Linked DNA regions of Homo sapiens: region 1 is linked to region 2. A link is an interaction called in ENCODE POLR2A ChIA-PET data of the cell type or tissue named here. Cell type or tissue: GM12878. All regions are shown on one strand. Each heading gives the region's core, and the rest is flanking DNA. Links, peaks and the distances in the headings are about the cores only. Region 1 overlaps LOC124909489 (a long non-coding RNA gene). Region 2 has its middle 79 kb from the start of SNRK.

Region 1 (8,345 bases), core at 3,880-6,379, 830 kb before region 2:
CTGAATTAACATATTAATCTGGGGAAACTTGCCATTTTTACAGGATTCATTTATATTGCCATTTATTTAGTCATTCTCTCTTGGCTTTCAAAAAATTTTAAAGTTATCTCTATACACATCTTACTTGTTATTAGATTTATTTTTGAGTTTCTTAGTATTTAGAATAAAATCTTTTACATTTCATTTTCTACTAAGAAGCTGCAAGTACTTAGTGCTATCAAACTGGTATCCATCAAACTTTTTAAATTAACAGAATAGTTCTAATCATTTAGATTATATTGGGTTTTCTAAGTAGACTACCACATGGTTTGAAAAACATGAAATTTCTTCCCTTTCTAATCTTTATGCCCCTTATTTCTTTTCCCTGTTGTGTCGTAGTGGCTGGGACTCCCAGTACACAATGCTAGAAAGAAGTGGTGAAGTTGGGCACCTTTGCCGTATTTCTGCGTGTTTCACCATTCAGGATGTACACTGTATGTTTTTGGTAGATGCCCTTTATTAGGCCCTCTCATCACATTGGAAATAACTTTTTTAAAAATTGGGAGTAGGTGTCAAATTTCTATCAAAAGCTCTTCATACATTTATTGAGATGACTAAACACCTTCTTCTTTAATCTGTGACAGCAGTCAATTCTACCAGTAGCCCAGCTATGAAATCAGAATTTCCCAGATGACTGACTCACACCAGAAGGGCAAGAGAAGATGAGCCGGCATGAGCTCTAAGGTGCTGAGGTAGGCAAGTTCCACTGACCCCATGGTGCCCCATATCCTTTATTCTAGCAGCCAGTTCAACAAATAAGGAATGCTGACTTTCTGTCCACTTCTCAGAGATGCTACAAACCAGAAGGGGAAAAAACACAGGCTGGTTTCTTACTACCTCCAAGTCCCAGGCTAGAAAGAGAAAACAGACGTCTTTAGTGCAGGTTTTGCTCTTGGCATCTTCTTCTCTCTTTGCCTTTAGAGCAAAGGAATAGAAGAGATGGAAGAAAAACATTATTTTTTTCATCTGCAGCAGAGGAAAGTCACTTATGCTAAGAAAAGGACTTCAGGCCAGGCACAGTGGCTCACGCCTATAATCCCAACACTTTGGGAGGCCAAGGCAGGTGGATTGCTTGAAGTCAAGAGTTCGAGACCAGCCTGGGCAACATGGTGAAACTTCATCTCTACCAAAAGTATAAAAATTAGCAGGGAACGGCGAAATGTGCCTACAGACCTGGCTACTCAGGAGGCTGAGCTGGGAGGATAAAATGTGCCAGGGGAGGTCGAGGCTGCAGTGAGCCATGTTTGCACCACGTCACTCCTGCCTGGGTGACAGAATGAGACCCAGTCTCAGAAAAAAAAGAAAGAAAGAAAAGAAAAGGACTTCAGAAGTAAGCCAGTCCAGGGGAAAGAAGGAAGGGGTGGCCACTGACAGTGATAACATAATGCTGCAAAGAAGTGTCTCCGTGGATGACCTGAGGACATCCACCAGCGATCAGTGACCTTGTCTTTCTAAGGGTTATTTGTAAGGAAAATTATTGACTCAATAAGCATTTGCTAGCACTCGCTCTAGGCCAGAATCTTGGCTAAGCACTGGGGATCCAGCAGTTCCTGCCTTGCAGGAGCATTGTCTAGTGAGAGACTGCAACTCTTAAACCAAGGCTTTAAGTCCTACAACAGAAAAATGCAAAATATTATGGAAAAACATGAAAAAATGGGAGGAAGCTTAACTCTAAGTAAAATAATACAAATTTCACAGAGCATCACGGTTTAAGTCTTCTATCAGAAACACTGGCAGAGAAGTCTAATAGTGTGAAATGCATCAGAGAGAGAAACAAGGAAAAAATGGAATGTAGAAGAATTAAGGGTCAGAAACAGTTGAGAAGAAAATAAAAGCCAATAGTTACCATTTACTGGGCTGGGCACCACTGTACATGCTCTGTAGCCACTAACACATTTAATTCTCTCCACTTCCCCAAGGTGGTATTATCATCATTCCCATCAGCCCCACCGAGAAGACAGGAACTAGCTGAGAGGCACAGGTGGTTCGGTGACCACCCTCCTAACACCTGGCTCTACTTCCCAGAGAGGACAAAAGGACCCGAAGAAAACACATCCTCCTGGGCACACACGGGCTCTGAGCTGGAATGAGGGGGCTGGTTTAGAAGGAGGGCAACTTGCTCATACTTAAACCAGGCCTCAAACCCTGCTGCTCTGTCTGAATTACTGGGTGCAGACGGCCCTATCGCCATGCAACGCTGGCCCCAAACTTGCACAACCCATGCAGTGAACCAGAGCCCTTGGGTTAATTGGCCTCACACACCTTGGATGCCAGTTCATGGATTACCTAATCCAGCCTGCTCCTTGAGGGGCTGGCGAGCCCTCACTGCATCCTACCCCAAATGCCTTGCCCTAGAAGTCCTCCTAACCACATACACTGAGGAGTTCTGGGTAAGACAATTTTTTCCATCTTGTTAAATTTCCCATCAGTGGGAATGCACTTGGGATGCCATTCAACCTGACTGCCTTTAATCAGGTTGTGTCCTCAAGAGGCAGTGGTGACATCTGACAGGCCCAGACCCTCTACCCTAAATGTGTGTCCACTGACCCGATGAGATGCTGGGAGGCAGACATCCTTGGGTTTCAGTCTCAGGCCTGCTCTTAATGGCCTGTCTCCCCAGGCAGACAACTGGGCTCAGTGTCATCTTTGTAAATCGGGCAAGCTGGAAAAATGGACCAGAAGTTTCTCCCATGCCTCCAATCTAAATTGTGCACCTTAACTGAGGTTGTCTCTCCCTGTGCTTTGGCAACAGAGCCCAAGACAACTTGCTAAGTGGCTGTCATCAGCTTCTGTGCTCAGAAGTGTTCCTCTCTGGTAACAGAACTGGGGAAAGCCTGAGTCTGTGGGAGGGGTGTGAGTGGGTAGGTGAGGGCTTGTAACTCGATGACAGCCAACGGTGCCTTCCAGCCCTGAGCAAAATGCATGACCAAAACCAGAAAGCAGCAATGCCAATTCTCTGCCGATTTTAAATGTAAGCTACAAACAGGAGAAGGTATGTGGTCAGTTACTGATCCCCAAGTGTAGTCGTAAAGGAAAAAACAAACAAAATGAAATCCAATGGTTTTCTGTCCTATCAAAGGATATTGGCAGCTTTTATTTTTAATTATCTAAGAGAAAATATGCAGAATTAAAGTTCTGGGTGCAGGCAAAACTCGAATCCAACTCTGACTTCACCCTGACTTGCTATATGACCTTGGGCAACCTGTTCAGGTGCTGAGAGTCTTAAAGTTCTCAGCTGGAAAGGTGGGACAGCTATATCTCCATCAGAGGGTGCCCACAAGCATAAAATGAGATCATACATAAAAAGTCCCCAGCAGCTGCTTGTATTTGAATACCCAAAAACGAATGCAAAATTAATGTATAGGGAAATGTAAAAGGAGCCTTTGATGTGGCATATCACATAGGTGTGTCCATATGTAAGTACGTACACTAACGGTCTGTGTGTTTTATTGCTCGCACAATAGACCTCAATTTAAAAAGTTACAGGAGCAGATGCACATAGCTAGAGACATGCATGAGGATTTACTAACAACGAACAACCACTATTCATTCTTGTGATAAACAGAAACAACTTAAACATTCAGCAGTAGGTGAACAATTAAATAAATTCAGGTATCAGGTAGCTCCACATGGTAGAATATTATTTATCTATTAACATTTTGTGTTCAGAGAGGATGCTTAATGTGAGAACATGCTCAAAATAAAAGTGGGAAGAAAACAGGATATAAATCTGTATGTAGGGCTGACCTCGAATTTATGGCTCATATCTGTACAGACCAAGACTAGGGGAATTAGGTGAAGGGATTATCAGTCATATCCCTAAGGGGTATGACTATGGTTGGTGCTTCTCTTTCCTTCACAGTTTTCTGTATTTTCCAAATTGTCTAAAATGAACATATATTCCTTTTAGAATTAGAGAAAAACACATAGTAAAAAATGAATGTGTGCCGCATAGCTCTTGTAAAAAGTGGTGATGTTATAGAAATGAGGCATTCACTAAGGCACTGCACTCTCCAAAGGGCATGGTGATTGCTGTGGAACAGAAAAACATCACAACAGAGCCTTTGACTCCAACCCCAAGACACAAAAGCTGGATACTGGATTTGAAGAATATCGAAACTGCTGACTAAAAGCCTAAAAGGAATGGCCTCTGCAATCTGATTGGAAAATGAAAGACAAGATGGAAAGAGAGAAAAGCCTTCAGAATCATTTTAGAATTTTACAAGAGAAGTTTCTCCATGGAAAAAAAAAAACCTTGTTTCTAAACTATTATTACTATTGTTATTATTATTTGAGGCAGCATCTTGCTCTGTCACTCAGGTTGGAGTGCAGTGGCGTGATCATGGCTTGACCTCCTGGGCTCAAGCAATACTCCCACTTCAACCTCCTGAGTAGCTGGGACTACAGGTGTGCACTACTACACCCAGCTAGTCTTTTTGTATTTTTTGTAGAGATGGGGTTTCTCCATGTTGCTCAGGCATGTCTCAAACTCCTGGGCTCAGCCTGTTTTAGCCTCCCAAAGTGCTGGGATTACAGGTGTGAGCCACCACGCCCAGCCTCTAAACAATTTTTTTTTATGTAACATACAAGTTAGAGAATCATTCAGGATCACCTTACTGTTGTCTTATTATCATTATTTTGTAAAACAGTAAATTGTCTGAAATGTTGGCGACAGCCTAAGATTTCCGAATTTAAATAATGAGAAATTGAAGTTTACCTTCAAATAAAAAGAATATTAAATCCCTGTAGCTATGAGTACATTTACTGTGTGGGATTTTATAGTCATACCTTCCCTCTTTTAAAAAAGATCTGAACTAGAATGTCATCTTTGATTTTTGGTTTTTCTATCATAATGTCTAATGTTCCTTAAAGGGATAATATTAAAGAAGGCCAAAAAGCGAATTCCCTCTTATCCCTGCAACCTCACCATGAGACACTGGGGGAGGAGGGACTATTTAATTATTGAGGCAGAGTGGCTGAAAGCCAGTACCCTAAAAGCTTCCTATACCCACCAAACAAGATGCACCCTACAGCCCACAGCCACATCGTGTCTGTCCATTGTGCTGGCCTCACCGTTGCTCAGACATCAGGTCAGGCTGAGATCCGACCCCACCCAGGAGCCGCCATGGGCTTGGGGAGCCTACTTCATACACCCCTAGAAGAAGGGCAGCGATCTCAAGAAAAGTGTGGGAAAGCAAGGACAACCAGACATGGGGGACACCTCGCAATTCCAGGGACAGGACAGGAAAGGCGCACTGATGAAAAGGTCCAGTTACGTGAGCTGATTTCCCACAGACAGTAACTGTGCAGGTCTTCATTCAAGGCCAGCCTGGCCAACATGGTGAAACTCGGCCTTTACTGAAAACACAAAAATTAGCCGGGCATAATGGTGGGCGTCTATAATCCCAGCTACTCGAGAGGCTGAGGTGGGAGAATCGCTTGAACCCAGGAGGCAGAGGCTACAGTGAGCTGAGATTGTGCCACTGCACTCCAGCCTGGGAGACAGAGTGAGACTCTATCTCAAAAACAAAACAAAACAAAAATTAGCCGGGCATGATGGTACATACCTGTAATCCCAGCTACTCGGGAAGCTGAGGCACGAGAATGGTTTGAACCTGGGAGGCAGAGGTTGCAGCGAGCCGAGATTGCACCACTGCACTCTAGCCTGGGAGACAGAGTGAGATTCTATCTCAAAAACAAAACAAAACAAAACAAAAATTAGCTGGGCATGATGGTACATACCTGTAATCCCAGCTACTCGGGAAGCTGAGGCACGAGAATGGCTTGAACCTGGGAGGCAGAGGTTGCAGTAAGCTGAGATTGCACCACTGCACTCCAGCCTGGGCAACAGAGCAAGACTGTCTCAAAAACAAACAACAACAACAACAACAACAACAACAAAAGGTGGGCTTCAAAGCTTTTGATCTTTTCACAATTTACAATCTGGGCTGTGGTGGTTACATTTATATTCAAAAGGAGCTTTTCAGGAGAGAAGTATCCCTGGCCCCTGTCTTTCATGAAAACTGCAAATGCTGTCATTATTCATCTTATGAATTACCAGGAATGCTTCTTTCCTTCCTTCCTTCCTTTCCCATCCATCCATCCATCCATCCATCCATCCATCCACCCACCCACCCACCCACCAATCCACCTAGTCTTTATTTAGTGTACCACTCACTGTGCTGGGTGCTAAAGACACAAAGCTGGATTTGCCAAGATTCCTGTCCTTAAGGAGATCAGATTTGAGTGAGGAAGACAGGCATGAATAACAGAAATCACCTGTACCATGAGACCTACAACATCCTATGATAAAGAATTACAGGTCTTGGTGATATTGGAGAGGAAGAAGTCACAATACTGATGGGGATCTGGGAATCTTGGCCAGAGGTGTGGACTGGGGAAGGCCAGCAGATTTCGTGCCTTGGCAGCCTGCCTCCCACCCCTGGCAAAATCCAGCTTAAGACCCTCTTTAAAAGAGGTGAGTACTCTGGAGTGGCTGAATGGTCACGTGAGTGGAGGGAGGTTCTGCAGCAAAGGCAGGCTGAGTGGGGGTGACCACCTGGACTGGGCTAGGAATGCCAGCTACAGAGCTGGGCAACCATGCCAGGAACATGGGGGTGCACCAGTTCTTTCTCACTGCCCACTGGAGACTCAGCTTTCAGATCTGAGATGCATGCTCAATGGCAATGCACTGCATGTAGGGTGCAGCTGAGGTGGGCTGTGCAGCATGCCTTTTCCTTTCCCCTAGAAAAGGCAAGCCCTTGCTGGAGCAACTGAGGGCCAATAATGCAGTACTGTTTGGCCATTTTAAATCCATGCTCCCTTACTAAAAAAGTAACCCAAAAAGTCACACCCCCTCCCCCGAGAGATTCTGAAATGCACCCCCACCACAAACACACATACACACACACATACACACACATGTGCGTGCACTAGGGGAGTTGGGGTAGTGTCCTTTGGTTTATGCTGCACAAGCCCACCAGCTTGCCTGTGTTCTTTTCCCATTTCTAAATATAAAATGACAATATTGAAAACTCCTCATTAAACTACACAGCCCCTGTCCCTGGGTCACCTACAGCTCTCAAGGACCAGGTTTCCACCTTCACCCCATCTTTGAGAACTGTGTTAGAAGAATGCAAGGTAGAGATCATCACATCTGTGGCTGCAGGCAGGGAGACCCCATGGGAAGCTGAGACCTGGAATGCGATGACAAAGGCTGAACAGGCAAGGCCTGTGGGAATGGCCTGAGAGTGATTGTCTGAATTACCGGGTGTAAATGGCCCCATCACCATGCAGTTCTGAACCCAAACTTGCACAGTGTATGCATGGAACCAGAGAAGTGATAGAAGAAGAATAGACGGGCCTCAGGCAGTAGGGGAGAGGGAAAACTCAAGGATGATGCCAAGATCTGTGACTTGGACAGCCTGATGGCTGGCCGTGCTGTTAACAGAGATGGGGACACAGGAGTGGACCTAGGGAAAAGATAATGAGTTCAACAGTAGAACGGCTAAAGCTTCAGGGAGATGGTGGCTGTGGGAATACGTGGATGAACTTCCCTGGCTCCTTATTTTGGGTTGATTGACAAGTTACAAAATAAGGCACAAAGCTGAGTCCTATTTAGAGTACCTGATTCCTTGATTTCTTCCTTCCTCCCTCCTCCCTATATTGATCATGCACATATTTTTATGCGCCAGGCACAGCTAGGGTTTGGGGGATACAAGAGAGAACAGACAATCTCTTGGCCATAGGGAACTTTGTCTTTCTTACTGGACTGCTTTAAACAACAACACAAAGAAGGTTCCCTTGGAGAAGCGCCTTTTGTGCTGAGATCTAAGAACGAGAACAGAGTTAGGGAGTTAGAAGGCCTTTCCTCGCATTTTGTTGTGGGAAGAGGAAGATTGAAAACGGGATCCTACTGGGAACAAAATATTTTTCAGCATCTTGAGACCCATGGGCAGGGCCTGGGCCTCAGTCTGGGGTGGAGAGTAGAGACTCCTTTAGGAGGCGGCTGAGAATTAAACCCACTAATTCAGCACGTCCTAGTCTGTCTCACTTCACGGTTCCCAGGGCCCTTTCCCACACATTCTTTCAGTTCCTGCCAACAACTCTGTGAAATAGATGTTATTACCCTCTTTTTAGGGATGTGGAAACCGAAGCTAAGAAACCAAATCAGGCTGCTCGTCAGTCACCAGAGTCGTTAGAATACAGAACACATCAAGCCCACCTTCAGACCTACTGAATGAGAACCTCAGGTTTGTGAAGGGGTGGCCTGGGGATCTGAATGTATAATAATCAGCCCTGGCTGG
Region 2 (8,345 bases), core at 3,062-5,561:
GAGGGTGCCTGGTGCTCTGACCATCCCTGCTCTCCAACTGGTCAACTTCACTGCTGTCCCTCAAAAACCAGGCTTGTCCCATCTTGGAGCACCGCAGCTGCTCCGCCTAAAAGCTGGAACCCCACATGGGACACTAGGCTGGCTGTTCAGGCATCTCCTCTCCAGAAAGAGCTTCAGTTCACCCTCCATAAAGCAGCCCCGCCTTCCACCTGTACCTTCTGTCCCTAGCTTCCCAGTACTTGTCACCATCTGCTACATGCTTACTAATCTGTTTACTTGTTTATGATCTGCCTGCCTGTCCCCTCCAGAATGTGAGCCCCACGAAGGCAGGAACCTTGTCTGCCTTCCTCAGCTGTGGCCCCAGCATCTCGAACATGCCTGGCACATTGCACATGTTCCATTAAGATTTATAGAATACACTTGTAGGCTCTGCCAGATATACCATGGAAGGCAGGGTCTGAAATGCTTAAATAACATACCCCAGATCTTGACTCGGAAATCCAGGATCAGGCTCCAGGTTCACTTCCTAACAACTTGTTCAGATGGGAAGAGCCAGGGTCATAGGTGAGGCTTCTGTCCCCACACCTGTTGCTCTGGACGGGCCCCTCAACTTGTGTTGGCCTGACCTGCCTCACCTGCCAACGGGTTGGATAACATTTGTGTTGCCCATCCCCAAGGCTATGTCAAGGCCCAAAGGCAGTAGCTGCTGGGAAAGTGCTCTGCTAGGAAAAAGCTGTGGGGCAAATTTGAGTTTTGGGCTGCTTGTACATCTCCATGGCTTTAAAATCTGCACATGGCATTTAATTTTAGACGAATTCTCCATTCTTGTTGTGGTTTAAAAAGCAAAGTGTTGTTTAACTTCTTCATAAGCTTAAGGCAAGTTCATGACAGACTAAAAATCTAAGGAGTTACATTGGAAAAAGGAATTCTAGAATTTGAGGCTCTGCCAAGGGATTCTTTCCTTGGTCATTTTTTTGCCTTCATTTCCTGCCCCATGAACACACTTCCCAGGGACAGTTAGGGGAAGACCTTAAAAAGCAATTTTATTTGACATCAGATCAATAGCTTGCTTAGGGAGATCCGAACTCCCTATCCAGCCTGATATGAAGTCCTCTTTAGCTATCTGGCCTCCCACTTCTGACCTGAGCAGGGAATTAAAGGAGAAAAGTCCTTGTGGTGAAGTCCTTGGGGTAGGCTTGCCAGAGCTAGCAAATAAAAATACACGGTGCCCAGTTACATTTGAATTTCAGATAAGCAACAAAAAAAGTTTCACTGTAAGTATGTCCCATGAGATGTTTGGGACATACTCATACTAAAAAAAGAGTATGTGTTATTTATCTGCAGTCCAGATTTAACTGTGTGGCCCCTATTTAATCCAGCAGCCGTAGTCTTGGGCACACCCTCCTATCTGCCAGTCTGTGGCCCTAGGAGGAACAGGAAGACTACCTGCACTTTTCCTAACCTGTTTTACCCTACAAATGAGAATGTTTTGCTATTAGTCTCCACTCACTCCAGCCCCTTCTCACTCTCTCCTGGTCCTGGCATGTGGGTCATGGGCAATAGATGGACGTGACCTTAAGTAACCCGCCTGCCAGGGCTGCTGCTGAAATGCTGCCCTTGGAATCAGCAGGGTACTTACCAAAGTGTGATGCCAGCAAAATGCTCAGTTCATAAGACAAACCAGGGCAGGAATGTGTTATAGCTGTGGGAGCATTTGATTCTTAGATAAAGGGCCTAGGATACCCAGAACGCTCCCTTGAATGCGGAGCAAAACTTCTGGGTCAACTTATTTATTTTGGTATTACTAAATACCACTTTGATTACTAATAATACCTTGCACTCATGTTGTGCTTTTCATCCAGGGATCTCTAGGTGCTTTATTAACATTTGGCAGCATAGCCTTAGAACCTTTGGATTACATAATTGTACAGAGAGTTTTGGTTTTTTTTCTGAGATCGAAGGCTTGGCCCTTCATGGAAGAGACCTAGACAGAAGTTAGAAATATTTAAGTCCAAACCTGACCTGGGTGATAGACATTTGGGTACATATTCCCCACCCCACCTTTTTGGAGTGCTAGCCTCTCAAGTATAAGATTAGTACTGGCTTCCCCACACTTGACCATGTTTTTTTTTTTAGAAACCCTCAGTATTTAGCACAATAACTGGAACATGACCAGTGCTGAGTATATGTTTGCTTAAATCAATGGATGAGTGATGAACAAATAGATGGACCTGGAAGAAAACTCTGGGTTCCTTCTTTCCTTTATATTCTTGTGGGTGGAGTGTGAGGCAGGATGCTGTCAGCCCCATGTCCCTATATCCTCAGATCCTTTCGCCCCTTCTGGGCACATCAGCTCCCCTGTGCCTCCTCCCCAGCTGCACCTGCCTTTCTTTGTTGGAGGATGGCCAGCAGCTACCAGAACCCCTTTGCCTGCATGCACCATGGGATGCAGACCTGAACCAATGGCTGGGGGATGCAGGGACAGAAATTCTCCCTCATCCCTGATGGGGACACTTGGGTGTGCCCTCTGAGAGATTGTGCCAACATCATCCTTCAGGGGACTCAGCTTGGCATCATAACCTTTGTTTGTTTTCCTACCCTTCTCAGTCCCCTTTCCCCACTCTACTTAGGATTTCCTTGAGAATACGTCCTAGTGAGTCACCTGCACCAGAATCTTCTCTCAGGGTCTGCTTCTCGGAACCTAGCTTGATTGAAATGGGGGCATTTGGATGTGTGTGTGCGTGTGTGTGTGTGTGCGTGTGTGTGTGTTTGAGATGAAGTTTCATTTTGTTGCCCAGGCCGGAGTGCGGTGGTGCAATCTTAGCTCACTGCCGCCTCCATTTCCCGCTCCCGGGTTCAAGCGATTCTCCTGCTTCAGCCTCCCGAGTTGCTGGGATTACAGGTGCCCACCACCACGCCCAGCTAATTTTTGTATTTTTAGTAGAGATGGGGGTTCACCATGTTGGCCAGGCTGGTCTTGAACTCCTGGCCTCAAGTGATCTCCACCTGCCTTGGACTTTCCAAGTGCTGGGATTACAGGTGTGAGCTACCGCACCTGGCCAAAATGGGTGCATTTGGATTTCTTGACCATGGCTCATATTTCCAATCATGCTGACTCTTTTTCCTGCAAGAGGAAGGACCTTCCAATGGAAAACAACAACAACCAATCTTACTATTGGGTGAGAAGCAATAGAAGACAAGGAACAATCAGGACTTTATATATCTACCAGGACAATTCTATAGAGTTTCAAAATGGAATTTTCTTCAGCAAAGACAGCACAGCCATGGATGGCTGTCAAGTAAGCTTCAAATTCTTATGCACACAAGCCAGCAGCCCTTCTTACAGGCTCCCCTCGAAGGGGTGGGAGAGCCTTAAGAAACCTCCCTGCAAGGACCAGAAGTCAATGGGGATGATTGAGAGATGGAGGGAGGGCTCTTTGATGGGAGGCCAGGCAGGACCTGGATCAGAGTGTTTTTTTTGCTTCCTCTTATTCAGATCAGGGAGCTTGGTAGCAAAATGGTGGGGGCGGGACACTGAGTCAATGGCAATGGCCCGTCACTATGTTTCCTGGGAAGACTTTAAACATTTGTTTAAATTCAATTCAACTTTTTTCATTTTATTTTTAGTTGACACCCAATAATTTTACACATTTATGGGATACAGAATGGTATTTCAATGCAGGTACACACCATATAATGATCACATCACAGTAATTAGCATATCCACCACCTCAAACATTTTAAAGAGTAATTTCTGCATTCCCTGGGTCTTTCTGGTCCCAAGACTTCCGATTTGTAGAGACCGAGTTCAGTTGTTTGGAGGGGCTGTTTCCCTGTCTCCATCCAGGGGTTTTAGGAAGACAAGATGGAATGGCATTTAATAACTTTTCTGACAGTACTAAAAGGGTGATGGCAGGGTTAGGTGTCCCTGAGCTCCCTGAGATTTTATTGGTTTGTAATATTTTAAGGGGCCCCAGTGATCCTTCTATAACCTACTTCAGAGGAAAACATGTATTATTAACACTGGTTTAACACTTAACTTTCTAGGGTATTTGTGGATGACACAGTCATACATCTGCCTTTTTATAGTGCTTTGCGGCAGAGCACAAGACCTTCTGGCTGACACCTCATAGATCATCAAAATTAAGGCCTCTAGGCAAGCAGAAGAAAGTAGGGTGGGGGTGGGGAGGGGACAGCAACTGGGGATGACTCAAAAGGTTTCCAAGTTAACTTTCCTTTAGAGATAGACCATTTTCATTACAGAGTAAATTATTCTTAACATTAAGATGTCCTTGTTTCCGTGGCAACCCACAACAATTTGAAAGTAATGGTTCTCGGTGGCCATACAGTAAAGTGATATTTCCTACCTGATTGGTGGCAGGCAATGATTAACTCAGAGTTGGGATCAGCCAGCCAGGGGTCAACCTCCAACTGTTTTGCATTCAACACCTCAGCCCTTCTGTGTTAAAGCCAGAAGAAATCTGGAACTCTGAGATCCAGGACTAAAGTAGGTTCTCTATCTCCAACATAAATTGTATCATTATAGTATACGAATTTTTACTGGAGACTTAAAATATTTTATTATCAGGAAACTATGACCCAAGGAAGAAAAATGTCTAAGTTTTGACTGAACTTCCCCTCTTGGTTCAGGGTTGGCTGGCAGTTTGGGATCTCCTTTGTCTGTCAATAAAAAGACAGGTAAGAGACCATATTATGTGGTTTTGGATACTCTTACGCCCGTGAGCCTCCTTCCCTCAAAGTGGCCAAATGTGACATTTGGGGAACGCCTTATTTTCCACTGCTCTTTAGCCAATCATGTCTCCAGAGCTTTATCTGGGCCACAAAACCCACTTTGTAGCAAAGGACCCAAGGGAGTAGCCATGTTTTTGTCCCCATGCACTGGGACCAGCAATATTTTTGAGAGAAAAAAAGAACCATCATAAAGAAAATTCTCTGAGAAGAGGATTAAGGGCCCCAAAACAGCCATTGGGGCAATTCTTGCTGGAGATGACATAAAACTTTGCATCTTTTCACAACGATGCGGCTGCTGTTTGCTCTGGGCTGTCAGGAATCAACAGTGTGTTATATGAAATGTAAAACCCATCCATCTGCTGGGATCCTTTTCCTTTTCTTCTTTTGTCAACGGTGTGACATTAGCAACACCATATGACATTTGCGTCATGCATCAAGTACACGCCTGTTGGTTTCCAAATGATTTGTCCAGAGAGAAGTAGAGCATTACGACCCAAAAAAGGCGGGCGAGGAGAAGGAGCTCTGCCCCCTGCTGTTGCTGATCAATAAAGCTCCCCTAAAGGCACTGTACCACGGAAGCTGGAGAAAAGCAGAAAAAGCCTTCTGTGCTCTGGGAAAAGGAAAAACAACCATGGGGAGAAGCTGCAATTGCTGCTATCGGAATGATAAAAACAACGGCCTGAAGCCATTGCCTGCCTTCATGGCCGTCCTTTCCTCGTGTCCAGGCATCCAATCTGGAGTAGTCACTACCGACTCATGTCATATTTTTTGTTCTTAAATCCTAAATGATGAGATATTTCAGTCTTCTGTCTCAGTTGTATGTGTGTAGGGGGGGATATTTATGAGGAACAACAAAACCCCTTTAAACTGTTGTTTTGATCCACCATGGCACAGAAGTCTTTCTGGTAGGTGAGACGGGGGTGTCTGCCCATAACCTTCATGCTGAGGAAGACACAGCTCCTATTTAACATTACCCATGTTTGCATGGCTAATCAGAGGGCGTGCACTGCCAGTGAGTCCATCATAAACGTGACTGAATAGGACTGGATTGTTTGGTGATGGATAATAAACTGTTCAGGGTCGATGTAAAATGCGTGGATCCATTCCTTTCCTGGGAGCCTTGCATCAAGTGCTTATCTGCTGTCGTAGTCTCCTCCTCTGTGCCCTCTCCAAGCCCTCCAATCCCTTCCGTGGCCCTCCTTCCTCCCTGCCTCCCTTTCTGTCTCCTGCCTGCACAAGTGCCAATACAGAACCTTCACTTCCCTCCGCCCCCATCATCCTTTCTCCCTGCTGACGTAGGCAGGCCAGTGTCCAGGATGAAGAAGTCTTTTCTTTTGACCCCGTGAAGGTGATGGGCAATGCCTCTGCAGGCCAGTGGGTGGGGAATGCTTTTGAGTTGTGCTGACAGAGAAACATGGGAGGAAGAGGCTTCATTGGACCCCTGCCTTCCCTCCCTCATCTAATTTGGACCCAACCAACTCCAAGGCCTCCTAGTATGAGATTCATCCCTCATCATTGTCTTTATTATTATTATTTTTTTGAGACAGGCTGTCACTCTGTTGCCCAGGCTGGAGTGCAGTGGCACAATCTTGGCTCACTGCAACCTCTGCCTCCTGGGCTCAAGCAATTCTCCCACCTCAGCCTCCTGAGTAGCTGGAACTACAGGCACCCACCACCATGCCTGGCTAAATTCTTTTTATTTTTATTTTTATTTTTTGTAGAAACGGAGAAACGGGGTTTCACCATGTTGCTCAGGCTGGTCTTGAACTCCTCAGCCTCCCAAAGTGCTGGGATTACTGGTGTGAGCCACCACTCCCGGCCCTTCATCATTGACGTTTAAGGTGTCTCTAAGCCCCTTGACCTAGGCTTGAGCAAAGTCACCACTTTAAAGAAGTAAAGTTATTGATCCCCATGATGAGGAAAAGGCATCCCAGGCTCTGATGTGTAGACCTAACCACAGGCACAAGGGGAAAGAGAAATGTGTGACACCCTCTCCCCGCCAAGTCTTTCTTCGATTTCCCCTGAGAAGCAGTTTAGCATAGTGGTTAGGGCCATGGCCTTTGGGGCCAGACTACTTGGGTCTGTGTCTTGGCCCTGCCAGTGGCGTGTTCTGTGACCCCGGGCAAGACATTTAATCTCCCAGTACCTCAAGTTTCATATCTGAAAAATGGGGTAGTAACTTACCTGCTGTATTGGGTTGTCAGGAAGATTCAATGAATAATACATACAAAGTACTTAAACTAGTGCTTGGTTATTGTAGACGCTACTTAAGTATTAGCTCTCATATTCTACCACCCAGACGGGGCCTAATTCATGAACACAGGGCCCTGGCTCAGAAGGGCTCCATATTTGGCTTACTGCTTTGCTGTCATCATCTTGAAATTCTTAATAATTTTATCTTTGAACTTATGTTTTACAAGTGAAGTCAATAAGACAATAAAGCATGCACATGAACAGAGATGTGCAAGCTTTATTTGTGTATAGCATTTTTGATGATGCCACATGAGCACAGAATTCCAGGGGATCCACAATGCAAGGGAGTTCAGTGAAACTCAAAATGAGTACAAGGGAACCATGTTACCCTATAACTGACAGCTGCGGGTAACCCAGAGAGGCCATGCTTTCCATCCAACCAGAACTTGCCTTGAATGCAGAAAGAGGACAGTGGGGTTCTAAGAACAGCCATGGAGCCCTATCATGTTCTTATTTATGTTACTTCCCTGTATTAACCAGCCACTTACACTGAAAATGATGGCAGAAGAAAAGGGAAAAAATAGGGCAAACACAGTTCCTTTTCCTTTCAGTCTTTCCTTACTCACCGGTAAGATAAAGGTGGAGAGAGTTGGTAGAATGTACATGTATCAGGAAAGGAAATAAGAACAGTTAGTTTTATGCAGCATTTCCATTGTCCTTGTAGGAAGGAGACATGTAAGCAAATATGAGCTGTAAGATACAAATTGTGGGCCTAGAGTGGTGGCTTACATCTGTAATCCCAGCACTTTGGGAGGCCGAGGTGGGGAGATCATGAAGTCAAGAGATCAAGACCATCCTGGCCAACATGGTGAAACCCCGTCTCTACTAAAAATACAAAAATTAGCTGGGCGTGGTGGCGCGCACCTGTAATCCCAGCTACTCAGGAGGCTGAGGCAGGAGAATTGCTTGAACCCAGGAGGTGGAGGTTGCAGTGAGCCAATTGCACCACTGCACTCCAGCCTGGGCAACAGAGTGAGACTCCGTCTCAAAAAAAAAAAAAAAAAAAACAGATTGTGCCATTTTGGTGTATCTGAGTTACATACTCTTATACATGCATTTAAAACTGGCATTGCATAATATAAACTAATGGTAGAATTCATGCAAATAATTTATTTATACTAAGAACAACATTACATAACAGATTTTTAAAAATGTCATGACATCAGAGAGAGATCACAGAAGAAAGACAAAAGCTTTACATTTTAGTGCTTTTAACAACACTTTCCCCCCCTTTTTTGAGCAAGGGTCCTACTTTTTTATTTTGTACTGGGCCTTGCCAATTATGTAGCAAGCCCTGCTCGCAGGCTAACTCCCTTCATGCCACTTCTCTTGAGCCTCTT

The links. Peaks named below come from ENCODE experiments on the same cell type or tissue, not always from the same donor. Only the 100,000 strongest peaks of a DNase experiment are listed, where the experiment ranks them.
Region 1: POLR2A ChIA-PET joins it to region 2 with 5 read pairs; 1 of 35 experiments calls an interaction of 5 or more read pairs at or near these places.

The regions. Positions count from the first base shown.
Region 1 is chr3:44,031,579-44,039,923 of GRCh38, reverse strand. The region is part of intron 2 of LOC124909489 (a long non-coding RNA gene); the gene reads right to left. Among named protein-coding and RNA genes, the nearest start is that of MIR138-1, 78 kb to the left of the region's middle. In GM12878, for the core only: no CTCF peak of the experiment used is centred there; no DNase peak of the experiment used is centred there.
Region 2 is chr3:43,203,751-43,212,095 of GRCh38, reverse strand. No RefSeq gene overlaps it. Among named protein-coding and RNA genes, the nearest start is that of SNRK, 79 kb to the left of the region's middle. In GM12878, for the core only: no CTCF peak of the experiment used is centred there; a DNase peak (open chromatin) is centred at 4,315.